2 separate regions of the Mus musculus genome follow, and region 2 is linked to region 1. A link is a loop called in an ENCODE intact Hi-C map of the cell type or tissue named here. Cell type or tissue: heart. All regions are shown on one strand.

Evidence for each region. A loop is a pair of places that touch in the nucleus more often than their neighbours do. Peaks named below come from ENCODE experiments on the same cell type or tissue, not always from the same donor. Only the 100,000 strongest peaks of a DNase experiment are listed, where the experiment ranks them.
Region 2: it touches region 1 in a loop (2.1-fold over the local background); 9 of 42 quality-filtered maps call a loop at or near these places.

The regions. Positions count from the first base shown.
Region 1 is chr17:86,164,360-86,172,359 of GRCm38, forward strand. It overlaps Prkce (protein kinase C, epsilon), which reads left to right and starts at 3,426. Exons shown (of 15, transcript NM_011104.3): 1 at 3,426-4,581. The coding sequence starts at 4,234. Gm5817 (predicted gene 5817) reads right to left here and starts at 3,126. Exons shown (of 2, transcript NR_165800.1): 1 at 2,102-3,126; 2 at 1,108-1,368. In heart, CTCF peaks have their summits at 2,213, 3,105 and 4,114; DNase peaks (open chromatin) are centred at 2,342, 2,782, 3,272, 4,052 and 2 weaker places; H3K4me3 peaks cover 5,168 bases; H3K27ac peaks cover 3,444 bases.
Region 2 is chr17:86,825,762-86,833,761 of GRCm38, forward strand. It overlaps Epas1 (endothelial PAS domain protein 1), which reads left to right. Exons shown (of 16, transcript NM_010137.3): 10 at 1-9; 11 at 744-854; 12 at 1,731-2,236; 13 at 2,929-3,055; 14 at 3,225-3,339; 15 at 3,549-3,722; 16 at 5,190-7,649. The coding sequence ends at 5,341. Among named protein-coding and RNA genes, the nearest start is that of Epas1, 76 kb to the left of the region's middle. In heart, CTCF peaks have their summits at 4,629 and 7,015 (motif pointing left); a DNase peak (open chromatin) is centred at 7,010.

The sequences.
Region 1 (8,000 bases):
ACTGCTAGGTTCCTGCCCACCTCCTCTCCTGTTCCCACCTGTATAAGCCAGGCTGAATAGTTCCTGTGTCACAGTCTGTTCTCTTTTGCCTCCTATGTCTTTCCCATTCTGCTGCCGATGGTTCTTACTCAAAAGGCCTTGTAGTGATGCTTCTCTAAGCTCCCCCAGGCAAGGGATGCTGCTCCTGTTCCGGGAACTGTTGCAACATGGGTTGTACCGCCCTGGGCAGCCTCACCACGCTGGACCATTAGCCCTTTCTGCACGCACCCCAGCTTCATCGTCTTTGTACATTCTTACATCATTTTTTATCTTCCTCTCCCCTGCCATTTCTCAGAGATTACGAAATAACTAGACTATTGTTACAATCCAAAGGGCATTTAACTCAATGTATACATAGTTGCCTTCCTGCCCTTTACATTGTATACAAGGGCCAAGAGGAAGACCAACCAGGCAGTAATTAGGATCAGAAGTTTATATTGTAAGCCCTAGCTGGCAAGGGCCTGTTTTCCTATTCACCTGGAGTCTGAAGCAGGTTATTTTAAACCTACCTCTCCTCCAGGTAAATTTAAGAGTGCTCCCTTATATCAAGCATAGATACTCATGCCTTTGAATCCCAGCACTTGGGAGGTAGAGGCAAGAAGATCTCTGTGAGTTCAAGGCCAGGGTGGTCTACATAGTGAGTTCCAGGACAGCCAGAACTACTTAGTGGGACCCTGTCTTGAAATCAGGGTGTGTGTGTGTGTGTGTGTGTGTGTGAGAGAGAGAGAGAGAGAGAGAGAGAGAGAGAGAGAGAGAGAGAGGGAGAGGGAGAGAGAGAGAGAGAAAGAGAGAGAGAGAGAGAGAGATTTTGACAAGCTAGTGTCTCACATATCCATGGTGTCCCTGGGGAGTTTTTATGTGGCTAGGTTAGAGAGTGGGAAGGTGAGAGATTTATTTAGAAACAAAGATGTAATGAGCACACTGTTTGCACAGAGAATACCCAACTTCTCCCTTTTAATATAAACATTCATCCAATGCAAGCTACTGGCATTTTGTTTGCTGGTAGAAGCAGGGTGTGGGAGGAGTGGAGGGGGGGGGGATAAACAAACTCTAAAGTTCAAATTCAGTGTTTAATTTTAAATTTATTTCTTGTTTAGTATGCCAAAAAAGAAGGGATCATGTCTATGATTTTCCGATTCCAACTCTATTTGCACGTAAGATAGGGCCCATCAGACAAAATTGGAGACATATCAAGAAACACCAACTAGTTAAGTTCGGATCTCTAACTTCAAGAAATCCCTGCCTGGCTGGACTGCCCAGCAGGGCCGGGGCAGAGTAGGGCAAATGAAGCCTTCCGTTTATGTGAAAATCTTGATGGATGCCAAGAACCTGAGTAAAGAGAACTGTACTTAGTGAACTATTTAAAAAGACCTAAAACTAGCATGTTCTATTCATCCTGAAAATTAATAATACCTTTTATTTTAAAAATATTACCTTTTATTCAAAAATATTTTAAATACCATTTTGTTTAATGATTTGGGGGGGGGCATTCTTTAACCTAGAGTGTATCCCTACCGGTTTTTTGTTTTGTTTTGTTTTGTTCTTTTAGCACTGGGCCTGCTTCTTAAACACATAGCCTGGAGAGAAAGTCTCATTGTCATTACGTTTTGCTGCATGTCCTTATAGGAAGTTTTAAAATTATTTTTTAGGCGCCAATGATCTTAAGGCCATAATCATTGCCAAAGGTGCATTTTTATCAGCATCTGTATAGCAAAGGTGCATTTTTATCCCACGCAACAGGACTGGCTGTCAGGAAAGTAAGTGAGCTACGGGGAGGGGGCGTGACTGCACACTTAAACTTTAGGAGGAGATCTGCCTGAACTCAAACCCCTGAACTCTGTGTGTGTGTGTGTGTGTGTGTGTGTGTGTGTGTGTGTGTGTACTGTACTTGGTATGTCATTCCTGGAGACTGCCTTCTCATCTTTAAACTACAAGAAATGATAACCCTTTTCCACAGAGGAAAAAGTGAATGGAATGCGGTTTGTACATTTTGATCCACACTTATCAGAGTCGCCAGATAAACACTTAGCTTTTCACCATCCGAACGAACAGCCGGACTTGCCTTGGCACTCGGGTGAGGGCGGAGGTTTTCTTTTTCCACTCACACGGCGGAGAGCTGCGGGACGAACCCCTTCCCGGGCGCAGGCTGGAAGTTCCCGCTGCGCGGCGCCCGGGGCCTGGCGCGCCCCGCCCGGCGCTCCCAGGTTCCCAGTCCCCCTCGGCACAGAGCCATTCCCTGCCGCCCGCCTTCCCGGTCCTGGTCCCTGGCCCAGGAAATTCTTCCCCAGCAGCCCAGGGCTCGCCTCACGTGACCAGCCGCCGTCGCGGCTGCTTCCAGAGAGTTTAAAGGTTACCGAGGAAATTAGTATGGATACAGCCACTGGACCCCAGGAGGACGCATCGGGCTTTCCCGCAGCCCGAACGCCGGTTGTCAGGGCGCGGATCAAGCCTTGTCCTCTTAAGGGGCACACACAAGGTCCCGCATAAGTAGGAGGAGTCACTTTGAGAAATAAACAGACATTCGAACCAGGCCGGGCCCAGGTTCTACTAGTCTTCCACAAGTTCTCGCAACCCAATCAGGCCCAGAACAAATCCCCAGAGGGGAGAGTCTCCTCAAGGGGGAAAAAAAGAGGGTTTCAAAACTCACACCCAGCCGAAGGGCTCAGCAGTCCGGGTGTCCCCTCCCCCATCGCGGCACAGTAGAGAATCCCAGGGCAGAGTGACAAATAGGCCAGCTCTCCGCGGGCGACTGGTGACCGCCGCAGTCCAGGCAGAGTGGGGGAAGGTGATTAGTCTTCTTGGACATTGCGACCCCCTCCATTCCACCAGGCCCAGTTTTAAGTGATAGTGTTGGCCGCAGGGTGCGAGAGAAAAGCGCGGCCCGCTGCTCTCCGGGTCCAGACCCCGCTCTCCTGGTGCAGATCCGAGGAGCACAGACTCGGCCTGCGACAGTCGCTCCCGCACCTCCGCGACGCCACACTCCTGGGTTCCGCGCGGAGTCCTTCCTCAGCTCCCCCGCGCGCCACGGCAAACGGACCCGGCCGGCCCGCTCCTGCTCTTTTCTGCTCGGCTCACTTTTCCCGTATTGCTCCCCCAACCGGCAAAACTTTCTATTTCCCCAAACAGTGGCGCGCGCGCGCGCGCGTGCACACACACACACACACACACACACACACACACACACACACACTCACACACACTGACGTCTTTTGCGCATTTCCTGCATTAGAGGGAGGGAGAATCGCTCGCACAGCGATCGAGGGAAGCAGATCGCGGGCTGAGCGCTCTGGCGGGCGGCGAGCCGGCGGCAGCCGAGAGCGCGGACGCGGGGAGCGCGGCGGGCGGGCGGGCGCCGGCGGGCGGGAGGAGGGGCCGCGCGGAGTCGCAGTCCCTGCCCGGCCGCCGCGCTGCGCACCGCCGGGTGCCGGCCTGCGCCCCGAACCCAAGTGGCGGCCACCTCTACCTCCCAAGCCCGCGCGGATGTGAGATCCCAGGCACCGGGCGCCTCGCGATCGCCGGCTACGGCGCGACTCTGCTTAACCCGGGAGGTGACGGCGGGGCTGATCGTGCGGCTTGTGGATTTTTTAAAAATTTGGCTCCGGGGAGGACCATTTCCTCTCGACATGCATCCCTCCGGATAGACTGCACATCCCTCAGTCCACCCTCCGCCCCGCGCCGTCCGAGGCAGGCGCTGGGTGGGCGAAGAGGATCCGGGTTGAAATCTGTGCCCCCGGTTCTCGTCCCCGCCCCGTCCCGCCGCCCCCTCCCCCTCCGGGAGTCGAAATTGCCCGGGGATTATGTTTCGGAAAGGTAGGTGAGCGCCGGGCGCGGCGCCTGCTTCTCCGCACACGGACCCGAAGAACCAGCGAGGCGGCGAGGCAGCCCCCGCGGCTTGCAGCGGAGGCGACAGCTCGTCTCCTGCCGTGGAGGTGTCGCCGGTGGTGGGGGGGAGAGACTTGCTCCAAAAAAACGGACGTCTCCAGCTCTCCCCCCTCCCTGTTTTCCGTTAGGAATCCGGCGAGGAAATACATGCACTCGCTGAGAATCGGCGGCGCCAGGAGGCAGCGCCACAAGGTGTAGCGAGTGAGTGGGGTGGGGCAAGAGGGGACCCAGGAGTCCCCCAGGCTCCCGGCGCGCCTGCTCCTGCTCTTCAATCCTGCCCTCGGGGCGGACGGAGTGACCCCCGCCCCGACCATGGTAGTGTTCAATGGCCTTCTTAAGATCAAAATCTGCGAGGCGGTGAGCTTGAAGCCCACAGCCTGGTCGCTGCGCCATGCGGTGGGACCCCGGCCACAGACGTTCCTTTTGGACCCCTACATTGCCCTTAACGTGGACGACTCGCGCATCGGCCAAACAGCCACCAAGCAAAAGACCAACAGCCCGGCCTGGCACGATGAGTTCGTCACCGATGTGTGCAATGGGCGCAAGATCGAGCTGGCTGTCTTTCACGACGCTCCTATCGGCTACGACGACTTCGTGGCCAACTGCACCATCCAGTTCGAGGAGCTGCTGCAGAATGGGAGCCGTCACTTCGAGGACTGGGTGAGTCGGTCCTCCACGTCCGGGAGTCCCGGGTCCCAGGGAAAGACTTGCTGCCTGAGCATTGGTCCTGGGGCTCTGGGCTGTCTGTGTGTGCATGTGCGGCTCAGTTTTCTTGAAGAGGCACGTTTTATTTCCTAGCTGAAGAGACATATACAGTAGGGTATGAAAGACGAGATTTGACAGATGGGCACTATCCCTTGCCCCCCCCCCCGTGCCCTCCCAACAGTGGGCAGTACAGGTGGCTTGCAAGTTGGGAGAGAACCCGGAATGCAGGTGCATAGGTTGGTGGAAGGAATCTGCAAGTCCCTGGTGGACTTGGCTGAGCGACTGTGTGTGGGTGGGTCTCTCTGTCCTTGGAGAGACACGTGGAGCTCAGACTGGAGGGTTTTTGTGCCTCCTGGCTTTATCCTGGGTAGCCTAGTGAGTAGTTTTATAAAGCCGTCTTTCTGGTAGGAAGCCCCCTCTTCCTAAACAACTGTTTAGCTCATTTGATGACATACCAGAAAGGTCCTCACCCCCAGTGTCCCCTCTATAGGTCCTACAAACATAACACCAGCTTGCTTTGCCCATCTGTTTAGAATGCCGTATTCTCAAAAGGGCTTGTGGTGATAGGAAGTCAGGACTTTGAATCTTAAGATTTTATGCTTGCAGACTTTGATTGTCAAGATATTGTAGGATCAAACACTATTTCTGAAATTGAGCTAACTGTTAGCTGATTCCACTGTCACATAGGAGGGATTTTGAAGTAGGCCTCGCCAATATACCTTAAACCAAATGCATCCAACCTTGGCACGTGGGCAGTCAGAAAAAACAACCCCCTCCCCGCTTGCTTCTCTCTTCTTGTAGGAGCAGCATTCAGTTAGGAAGTGGGTATCTCTATCTTCAGGTTTGTTACATGTTTCTATCTGGAGCAAGTGTTGCTACGGATGGATATGTTTTCCCCCGATTCTTTGGTCTTCACAGAGGGCTGTCTGTGCTGCCTTATGAAGAGCTGTGGGAGAATCACTCTGCTGACAGCAGATAACTTCATGAATATCGGAGGGTCAGAGGGTGCACATGCCCTTGGCATGTCACTCTACTTCACATTTTTAAATATATATTTTCAAGGACATGGAGCTTTTAGGGGGAGATGGGGGGAGGGGACCTGCTCTTTTTATGCTCCTGGATGTGGGAGAGCCTTCTGGAAACCATGGTTACTAAAGAGGCTTTCAGGGCAACCCTTGTAAACCACAGCTCAACGCTGGGAGGTCTGTGGCTTCCATTAAAGTAGACAGCAGGCAAACTTTAGGATCCCGACCTCAGTCTCACCCCCACCCCTTCACCCACTCTCCTTTCACTGCTGTTCGCCGTGATGCCCAAAGGGGCATGGGGGGCTAACCAGCTTCACAAACAGACTTCAGTGCTAAACATCTGTGGTTTTGTATAAAAGGGGAAGAGGATTTTTGACTAGAGTATCAGGAAGGTGGGGCCTGTTGCAGGAGGGTCTCAGAGGGCATAAGCAGTGGGCAGAAGGCAGAAAAGATGAGCAGAAGGTTCAAGTCTTCCACATCCATGCGCCGGCTGGAAGGATGTATCTGAGTTTCTCTGGCAACACTGAACTGGGGGCTCCTCCAAAGCCAGAGCAGAACAGGACGCTACTCTCTCTCCTCAGCTCTTCTAAGGAAGTGTTCAGTCAGAGCTTCTTGCTTAATATCTGTTCTCCAAGGTTCTTCCATTTATACTGGATTTGGCTGTAGACCAGATCTTCTAGTGCACAAGCAACATTTCCAGACAAGGACATTGAGTTCCAGAGAAGCTAAGTGGGTCCCCAAGGTCGCATGGCAAGCACAGGTGGGTTGGAGGTTGAGCCCTCACCTCCCATGGCTCACTGTTTGCCCAGTGGGGAACAGTCTGTCTGGTCTCCCAGGCTATTTATTAGCCCTGCAGATTCATATGCTGTGGCCCTGACATTTTTATTGTGTGTGATAACGTAAAGTGCTTTCAAAATCATTATCTCTTCTGCCTTATAGCAAGTGTGAATTGGATATGACAGGCATTGGACAGATTAAAAACAAGACTGAGAGAAGCTCAAAGCATGACTCAAATGGTGGAGCTGGTTCTGACTGGGGGATGCTGTGACTGATCTCAGAAATGAGTATGGGGACCCCAGCCACACAGCTAGAAATGGAGACAAGTCACAAAAGGACCACCTTCCCCCCATGCCTGTCACCCAAGTACACACACAGCATCATAGTTATGGGTAGAATTTCCTGGGCTCAAACCCTTGTGCTCTCTTCTTTGGAGAAATGAAGAGGTGTACCATTCCATAGGTGTGGCTCTGTAGCACAGCCTGAAGTGCAGGGATGTGGAGGGTACAAAGTAGCTACCCCGTCTTTACTGTGGAGTACTTCAGCCATCTCTGAACTCATCTGTCCGCCAAGTTCCCCTTATGTGGTCAAATTCTACCAAGCTGACTGTTTTAATCAACCCAAGGATAAAAAGAGGCAACAGGTTACTCTAAAGGGACTTTCATCTCTCTAGGGAAAGGACAGTAGCATATATATGTTCATATGCACATATATACATATATTAATATACGCATATGTATATATATACACACATATATAGATATGCGTATATAAATGTATACATGTACATTCATACATGTGCAAACACAGACACAGACACAGACACACACACACACACACACACACACACACACACACACACACGACACTTAAGTGGTAATTTAGTTGCAAATGAGTGGTACTCGAAGTAGATCGGAAGTTCAAAACCAAGGTGTTGTAGAAGAGCTGGGAGAACCCAGAAAGGTGCTGGGGAAAGACATACACATGAGTGTAAAAGTGTAGGTCATGTTCAGAGTTCTCAGCCGGAGGATACAGCCAGCGTGCCAAGCTTGGACCGCCCTGGAGAGAGGTGCACAGGGCGCCTGGGTTCAGAGCTGCGGAATGGACAGGCGTGGCTGTGCTGAGAGTAAGGCTGAACAAAGTTTCCCCAACTTAAGACTACCTGAACAATAATTTAATAGTAAGAACAAACCAAACAAAAACCAGTTTCTTTTACTTTTTATTGTTCTTTTCTCAAGCCTCACTTTTCTTTACAGAATCATGGGTTTGGATTTGGTGGTTTTAGTTTTCCTTTGTTCACATTCAATGAAATACGAATGTAAAATATAGAGAAAGGCAGCTCTTCCCAGCGCTGTTTAACACCATTAGGGATGTGGGGTTGAACCTCGAACTACAGAGAAGTGAAAATTCAGAAGACTAGGGTGGACTTTAGAATGTGCAAAGCCCAGGCTGACAGTGGAAAGAAAGGCATTTCAGGTTTTGATGACAAAGGGGACGATAGGCAAAGCTCGAGGCAAACAGAAGGAAGGATTTGAGCTTGGTCTTTTAGAAACCGGATGAAATGGTCCTGAC
Region 2 (8,000 bases), 660 kb after region 1:
TGCTCCACGGTGAGCCCCCACCCTCCAGGAGAGCACACAGGGCTCATGGGCCCCTCAAGCTCTGCTGCCAGATGACTGGACAGACCCCCTGAGAAGTACTGCCTCCCTTGGGTGTTACAGTGCCCCTAAGGATGGCTCAGATACTCCGAGAGACACTAGAGCTGACTACCGGCTCTTAGCATCTGTCTTCCACCCTTATCCACGTCGTGACTCTTGAAATCACAGCAAGAACCTAGGCAGGTCTCTGCAAACCAAAGGCTTCAACCACAGAGCCCTGCTGGCCACAGCCTCTATCCAGTTTGCACATCAAGACACACAGGACAAGTAGCTCACAACCCGTGGTACACAAATCCCTCTATTTGACGGGAGAAATCGAACAAGCCTTTCACAGGGTCACCTAGATCATCAGAAAACACAGAAATTCACTTTATAATTCATAACTGTAGCCAAATTACTGTTTTGAGGTTGGGGGTCAGCACAGCATGAGGAACTGGAGGGCTGCAGCATCAGGAAAGTTAAGGACCACTGATCTAGGAAGTGATCCAAGCCTCTCCTTAGAGGGAGACGAAGGTTCAGAGAGGTTGATGAGCTGAGCTGCTTCACACAGCTTGTAAATAGTAGTCCCCTTCACAGATGCTTGGTAGAACGGGGCAGAGTGCAGAACCATGCTTGTCTGTTCTCAATGGACTCCTGGCGAGACAGGCCCCGTGTTCTTACTTGGTCTCGTCCTTCCTGGTCTCCAGCCCAGCAGCCCTGAGGACTACTATTCATCCTTGGAGAATCCCTTGAAGATCGAAGTGATTGAGAAGCTTTTCGCCATGGACACGGAGCCGAGGGACCCGGGCAGTACCCAGGTGGGCCCCGCGCGTGGGTGACAGAGGGCTCCTTTGCAGAGACCCCCGGTGTGCTGCGCAAAGCTTCGGGGTCAGGAAGCTTGTGAGTGGCGCGCTCCCTTCCTACTGTGTCCCTGCTCAGCCCCACACTCCTGTCTAACTGTTGACCCCATCTCTGTCTTGCACAAATGGTGTAAGTGGTGGTGGTGGAGGTGGGCGAGGGTGGTGATGAGAATCTCCAGGGGCGATCCTCACACCTCCCTTTGATTGTCTCAGCCTGAGTTCTCCACCCCAGCTTCCACATTGTTCTTTAGTGTGTGGCCTTATCCTATCCTGCAGAACCTCTTGTTGTTTCTGTGCATGTCTTTTTCCTCTGTGTGTGTGTGTGTGTACGCGCGCGCGTGTGCCTGTGACACTTCTTAGCACAAGCAGGCACACTTCCTTCAGTACCAGTCTTGGGTACAAAGATCTATCTGTAGTGAGGGGTCATTGGCTGACCGACCGCGGCTGAAGCTTGTGTCTTTGCTTATGAGTATTCTGTTGTGACCATGGGTGTCCCTGAGTATCTACTGGTGAGTGAGAACAGCAGTCCCTGTGGGGGAGATGAAGATTAGCTGGTACAAATAGGATAAAGGAGCAGTGCAACAGAGGCCAGAAGTTGGCCTGGCTAAAAGAGAAAGAGAAGGCTGCAGGTCAAAAGTGGAGAAAGCTCACTGAACCTGTACAGGATGAAGGGACAGATGCAGGTTATATCCCAACAGCAATCCTTGTACCCTCAATGGCAAATCTGAGCAGTTCCAGCAGAGGTATTTGAATGGAGGACTGACAGTTTCAAAAGGCCTAGGCAGGGCAGGGCTGGGCCAGCCACTATGTACCCTTTGCTCTGTGTCTCCTCAGACGGACTTCAGTGAACTGGATTTGGAGACCTTGGCACCCTACATCCCTATGGACGGCGAGGACTTCCAGCTGAGCCCCATCTGCCCAGAGGAGCCGCTCATGCCAGAGAGCCCCCAGCCCACCCCCCAGCACTGCTTCAGTACCATGACCAGCATCTTCCAGCCGCTCACCCCGGGGGCCACCCACGGCCCCTTCTTCCTCGATAAGTACCCGCAGCAGTTGGAAAGCAGGAAGACAGAGTCTGAGCACTGGCCCATGTCTTCCATCTTCTTTGATGCTGGGAGCAAAGGGTCCCTGTCTCCATGCTGTGGCCAGGCCAGCACCCCTCTCTCTTCTATGGGAGGCAGATCCAACACGCAGTGGCCCCCGGATCCACCATTACATTTCGGCCCTACTAAGTGGCCTGTGGGTGATCAGAGTGCTGAATCCCTGGGAGCCCTGCCGGTGGGGTCATCGCAGTTGGAACCTCCGAGCGCCCCGCCTCATGTCTCCATGTTCAAGATGAGGTTAGTGACAGATGTCTGGCTGGAGGGGACATACTGGGCAGGGCGAGTACATGTACACACCTGCTTATGAAGGCTCTAGAGGGTCACATCAGCTTCCCGCTGACCATATCCCCTCACTGTATGTGTAGGCAGCTGGCACTTTTCCTAGTCCTCCTCTGATATGTGAGAGCCAGACCCCAGCAGATAGAAGAAGGGGCTTTTTTAAGTGATGTCTGTCTACCTTTGGACACAGATAGGTATTATGGTATTTCCTCCATAGTCCTGTACTTTCCATCTGCCTGGAGCCTCTGTGGGGTGCACACAGGCACCAGCATTTTCCTGTCTTCCCAGTAGGCTGCAGTCCCATAAGCTGATGTGTCTTGTCTATAGTACGTACCCTTTATAGAGCACCCCAGATGGTCCTCTGGAAGGAAGGCATTCAGCAGAAATCCTTCTAGAGACTGTTGTCATCTAGCTGGGCAGGACCCCTGAGGGCAGGACTGAGGTGGACAGGTGTGCGGAGAGAGGCGCAGGTGACAGAACTCTTGAGCATCTTACAGAAGGAAGAGCTGAGCTGCCGCCGCTCAAGCCCTTTAGCATTCTGCCCTCCATAGATCGCCTGAGTCATAAGTGTTAGATTCTGATGAAGACACCAGGCAGCGGGAGGCTGTAGATGCCTCACACCCACCACTGTCTTCTCTTGGCATTGGCAGGTCTGCAAAGGACTTCGGGGCCCGAGGTCCATACATGATGAGCCCAGCCATGATCGCCCTGTCCAACAAGCTGAAGCTAAAGCGGCAGCTGGAGTATGAGGAGCAAGCCTTCCAAGACACAAGCGGGGTAAGCCATGTCTGTGAACGAACAGCCTACTGGACAGGAAGGAGATGAGGCTAGGGTAGAGATGCAGACAGCTAGATCTGGTAGTGAGCACCTGCCCCTGCTGGGTCTGTGTGCTACCCACCCTACTCCACCCTGGCCCACTTCCTCCAACTACACATCACCTCTGCAGGGGGACCCTCCAGGCACCAGCAGTTCACACTTGATGTGGAAACGTATGAAGAGCCTCATGGGCGGGACCTGTCCTTTGATGCCTGACAAGACCATCAGTGCGAACATGGCCCCCGGTAAGCAGGCCTGGCCCAGGGGTCTGGTGGAGGGTTGAAGGCTCAGAGCACATTCCCTGAGCCTTGTTAGAATGGGTTATATCCATGCCATGAGCAGGATCCCGGTTCAGAGGTCTCTACATGACTTCTGAAAAAGAAAGCAGGCTGAGAGCGCTATTGTCTGCCCTAATGACAGCACCACAGTTCACTCTCTGGCTTGGATCCTCCAGATGAATTCACCCAAAAATCTATGAGAGGCCTGGGCCAGCCACTGAGACACCTGCCACCTCCCCAGCCACCATCTACCAGGAGCTCAGGGGAGAACGCCAAGACTGGGTTCCCGCCACAGTGCTATGCCTCCCAGTTCCAGGACTACGGTCCTCCAGGAGCTCAAAAGGTGTCAGGTGAGTGCTTTGGAACTCCCACCATAGCCAGGGTCTGATGCAAACAGGTGGCCTGGCTGGCCAGAGAGCTGAGAGGCAGCCACTTGCAGGAAGCAACTCTGCGTTTGGACAAGACTGCCTTCAGAGCCCCTGCTCAGGTCTGATGCGACTGCTTACAGTCCATAGGGCTCTTCATCAGCCAAGCTGCATGAGATGGTTTAGGCAGGACCAAGTCTCCTCTTTATTCCAGAGCCTGCATGGTACCAGGCCCAGAAAGGATTTGACAATGACTTGTTCAAAGTACAAGGAAGGCCCAGGAGGGTGCAGGCTCCTCATTGATGAGCTGAGATTGTGTGAGAAAGTAAGAAAGGCCTCTTTGGCTGTTGTCCCTGAGAAAGGGCAGAGCCACGGTTACTTCTGGCCAAGCAGGCTCCCCAGAAGGTGGGTCTCAGGCTGGGGAAGCTTTGGTAGAAGGAAGCGGCTGGTATGGCAAGGGCCCCAGGGCTGTGGTGGACTTCTGAGCAAGACAAGCTCGCTGCCCTGGAAAGGCAGGCTGGAAGATTGTGCACGGCTCTGGAAGGGATCGTCCAGTAATCAGTCAGATCACATCCGGGCTCTTGGCCCCGCAAGACCAAGAGTCTACATCTTTCCTCAGCTGCTCATTGCCTGAAGTGTATACACATACCGTAACAAGCTTTCTCTGAAAGGTTGCACAGGGGACTCACTGATGGGAGGGTAGCCTGGTGATCCAGTAAGTTCAGCTATTGCCACTGAAACACACAAGTGTTCCCATAGACGCCTTTGCTCGGCACAAACAATCTGTGGTTTGAGAAAGAAAATTCCAGAGCCTTGTCTACAGTAGCAGAGTTGGGGAAAATTTATAGTTGTGTTCTTAGAATTCCATCTGAAGAACCCAAAAGCCCTGGGCTGATATTTCAGTTCTGTTGTTTACCAGCAGGTGGGCTTGCAAGCCAGAAGTCTTAAAAGAGAAAGTTTAAAGTTTAAAGAGAGGACCACACATCACTCACCCCCGGTATACACATCTGGGCAGCTGTAGTCAGCAAATGACAGGTTTCCCCAGCTGTTGAATGCGAAGCAAAACTAATTTCAACATAGATCGTTTCTGCCCATAGACCGAAAGGAGGTGAATTTAAGAAGGGCAGGGCATCTGTTGGTAGGAGTGCAGGCAACGGGAAGTGTGGACCCCAGAAGGGAGAGCACACTGGGACCCAGCTCTGTCTCTAAACTGAGAGAGCTCTGCTCTCGCTCCAGCCATCTTTGGATCTCACCACTGCTGTGGCATGTCCTCTTCTGGCTCCGTCCTCTGAACAGGGGATGGAGCCCCAGGGCCAGAGTGCTGCTGCATCGGAAGTTGCTGGAAGCTGGAGACACAGTTGTTTGCATGCATGCCCTTTCCTCTGGTCATCTACAGCCAGCGGAGCAGGTGTGTGCCAGTCCTCTAAAACACCCTCCTCTCCCTCCTCTCAGGCGTGGCCAGTCGACTGCTGGGGCCATCGTTCGAGCCTTACCTGTTGCCGGAACTGACCAGATATGACTGTGAGGTGAACGTGCCCGTGCCTGGAAGCTCCACACTCCTGCAGGGGAGAGACCTTCTCAGAGCTCTGGACCAGGCCACCTGAGCCAGGGCCTCTGGCCGGGCATGCCCCTGCCTGCCCCGCCGTCTTGACCTGCCAGCTTCACTTCCATCTGTGTTGCTATTAGGTATCTCTAACACCAGCACACTTCTTACGAGATGTACTCAACCTGGCCTACTGGCCAGGTCACCAAGCAGTGGCCTTTATCTGACATGCTCACTTTATTATCCATGTTTTAAAAATACATAGTTGTTGTACCTGCTATGTTTTACCGTTGATGAAAGTGTTCTGAAATTTTATAAGATTTCCCCCTCCCTCCCTCCCTTGAATTACTTCTAATTTATATTCCCCAAAGGTTTTTCTCTCTCTCATTCATATCCATACTAACAAGCATGGTGGCTGGTGCCTCTCCCTAGGAAAGCTTTGGCGTCATTCAACTCAAGTGTTCTTGTTCTTGTTGCCAAAGAGAAAAGGATTTTCCTCCACTGTGGATTCTCCCTCTCCCCCACCCCCACATACACACACACACACACACACCCCTACACACATATACACACATGCACGTATGCGTGCACACACACACACACACACACACACACACACACACACCCCTACACACACACACACACACACACATATACACACACACACACACACACACACACACCCCTACACACATATACACACATGCACGTATGCGTGCACACACACACACACACACACACACACCCCTACACACATATACACACATGCACGTATGCGTGCACACACACACACACACACACACATCTAATCACCATATTGTAAAATTTTGTGTTTTTAAAGCCAACTCTTTGCTCCGGTTTTTTCATACGACTTAGTATGGGGCAAAAAAGCAATGTGAAGAATCAACTCTAGGGTTACCTGTGAAGCCACGCGGTGGTGTTCGAAGCTGTCTGGTAATGCCCCCATCTCTCCCCGGGTCCAGTGGATTTTTTTAACTATTATTCAAAAGCAAAACTGAGTTTTGTTTTGTTTGGTTTTTTAAGAAGAATTTATATCCGGGTTTAGTGTTTATCATATATATGGGTACTCTGTAATATCTAAAAGCTTAGAAATGGGATCTTGCTCACAAGAATCACTTTTAAGATCTTTTAGGGCTGTTAATTTTATTTTTCTCAGTGTTCTGGACACTGTAGACCTGTGCAGTACTCCCACAGGCCTGACTAACCGCCACAGATCTCTCTTTCTTTCTCTCTGGTGACTTTTTGCTTTTGTGATATGGCAGCGGTGTGACAGTCCCAGGAGAGAAGTCATTAAGGGGGAACATTGCAAGCTATCTTTTCGTGTTCTCAGTGTATTATGTACGTGTGTGCTGTTGCCGCTATGAGGGCTCGGGGCTTGCAGGCTCTGAGGGCATGTCGCAGGCGAGCTGGAAGGAAGCGCTCTCACTTTTTTTCAGGCAATGTTGCTAGCCCTTCTAGCACACTGAGCTACGAGACTGCCAATCTCTCTCCTGCGGCACGTTTGGGTTGGCACAGCTACCATGAAATGTTTTTAATGGGAATTCATAAAGCAAGTTAGGATTCACAAATGTAGTGACCTAGTCCTTGGAGCTAAACTGGGAGTGGGTGCCAGGTGGAGGGTAGCAGGTCTGACCAGCCCTACACCCTGCCACAGATCACAGCTTGCCGGGCAAATGACCCTGCGAAGCCACGGTGCAGCGCCCCCTGCTGGCGAGCAGCGGGCAGACCTCCAAGGACAGCCTCTAGCTGAGGTCTCAGTCACATGAAGTGTGACACTGAACAGGTAGAAAGCACTGAAAATCGTGTTCCAAGAGCACTTTGTAACTCACTGAGGGGGAGGGGAAGCACCTTTTGGGTTTGCGATACCAATCAACATAAGGTGTTGTTGACTCGGGTACAATAAAACTCTCAACACACACAAAGCCCATCAGGCAAGAGTACAGTAAGCCTAAGGGGACTTGCTGCTCAAACCAAAAATTAACTCTGAAGGTCAGTCTACCTGACATTACCTAGGCATGGTGTTGTCCAAGCTGCGCATCGGTGCACAGTGTGGCCTGGCACACACGCAGGCGGGCGACGGAACTTGAAGGGTTATTGACATGCAAATGCTGGTGTTTGATTTCCTGTGTTGTTGCCTCAGCGTTAAGGGCATTTCCGTTTGCAGTTCTACTAAAGACACTCTGAGAAATATTCCGAGTTTCGTATTAACCTTTCCTGTCCATGTAACAACTTCATGACCATTACTGCATTGTCAAATTCCTACTGACGACATTATAACTGTACGGGAGCTTAACTTTATAAGGAAATGTATTTTGACACTGATATCTTATTAAAGTATTCTGATCCTATCCTGCTCGTGCCTCTTGTTTTCTGTGCATTTACCGTGGACTGTGCCGTTGGAAAAATAGGGTTCTTACTCAAGAGCACACAGAAATGGACTTTGGAGCTAAACTAGACCAGCCTGAGACCACCCCACAGGAAGTCCAATGAAGGAAGGCGTTTGTGCCTGACAGTTGCCTGAGCCCAGGAGCTGGTCGCTATCTTCTGCATTTCTGTAGCTACTATGTGTCTAGCCAAGGCCCTTTCCTTGCATGCTGGGAAAGAAGGGAAGAAACCATGGGCTCTCACTTCAGAGACCCACACGAGGCACTGAGGTCCAAGGAGAAGGGCACCCTGGGCCAAGGGCATCACTGTAGAGT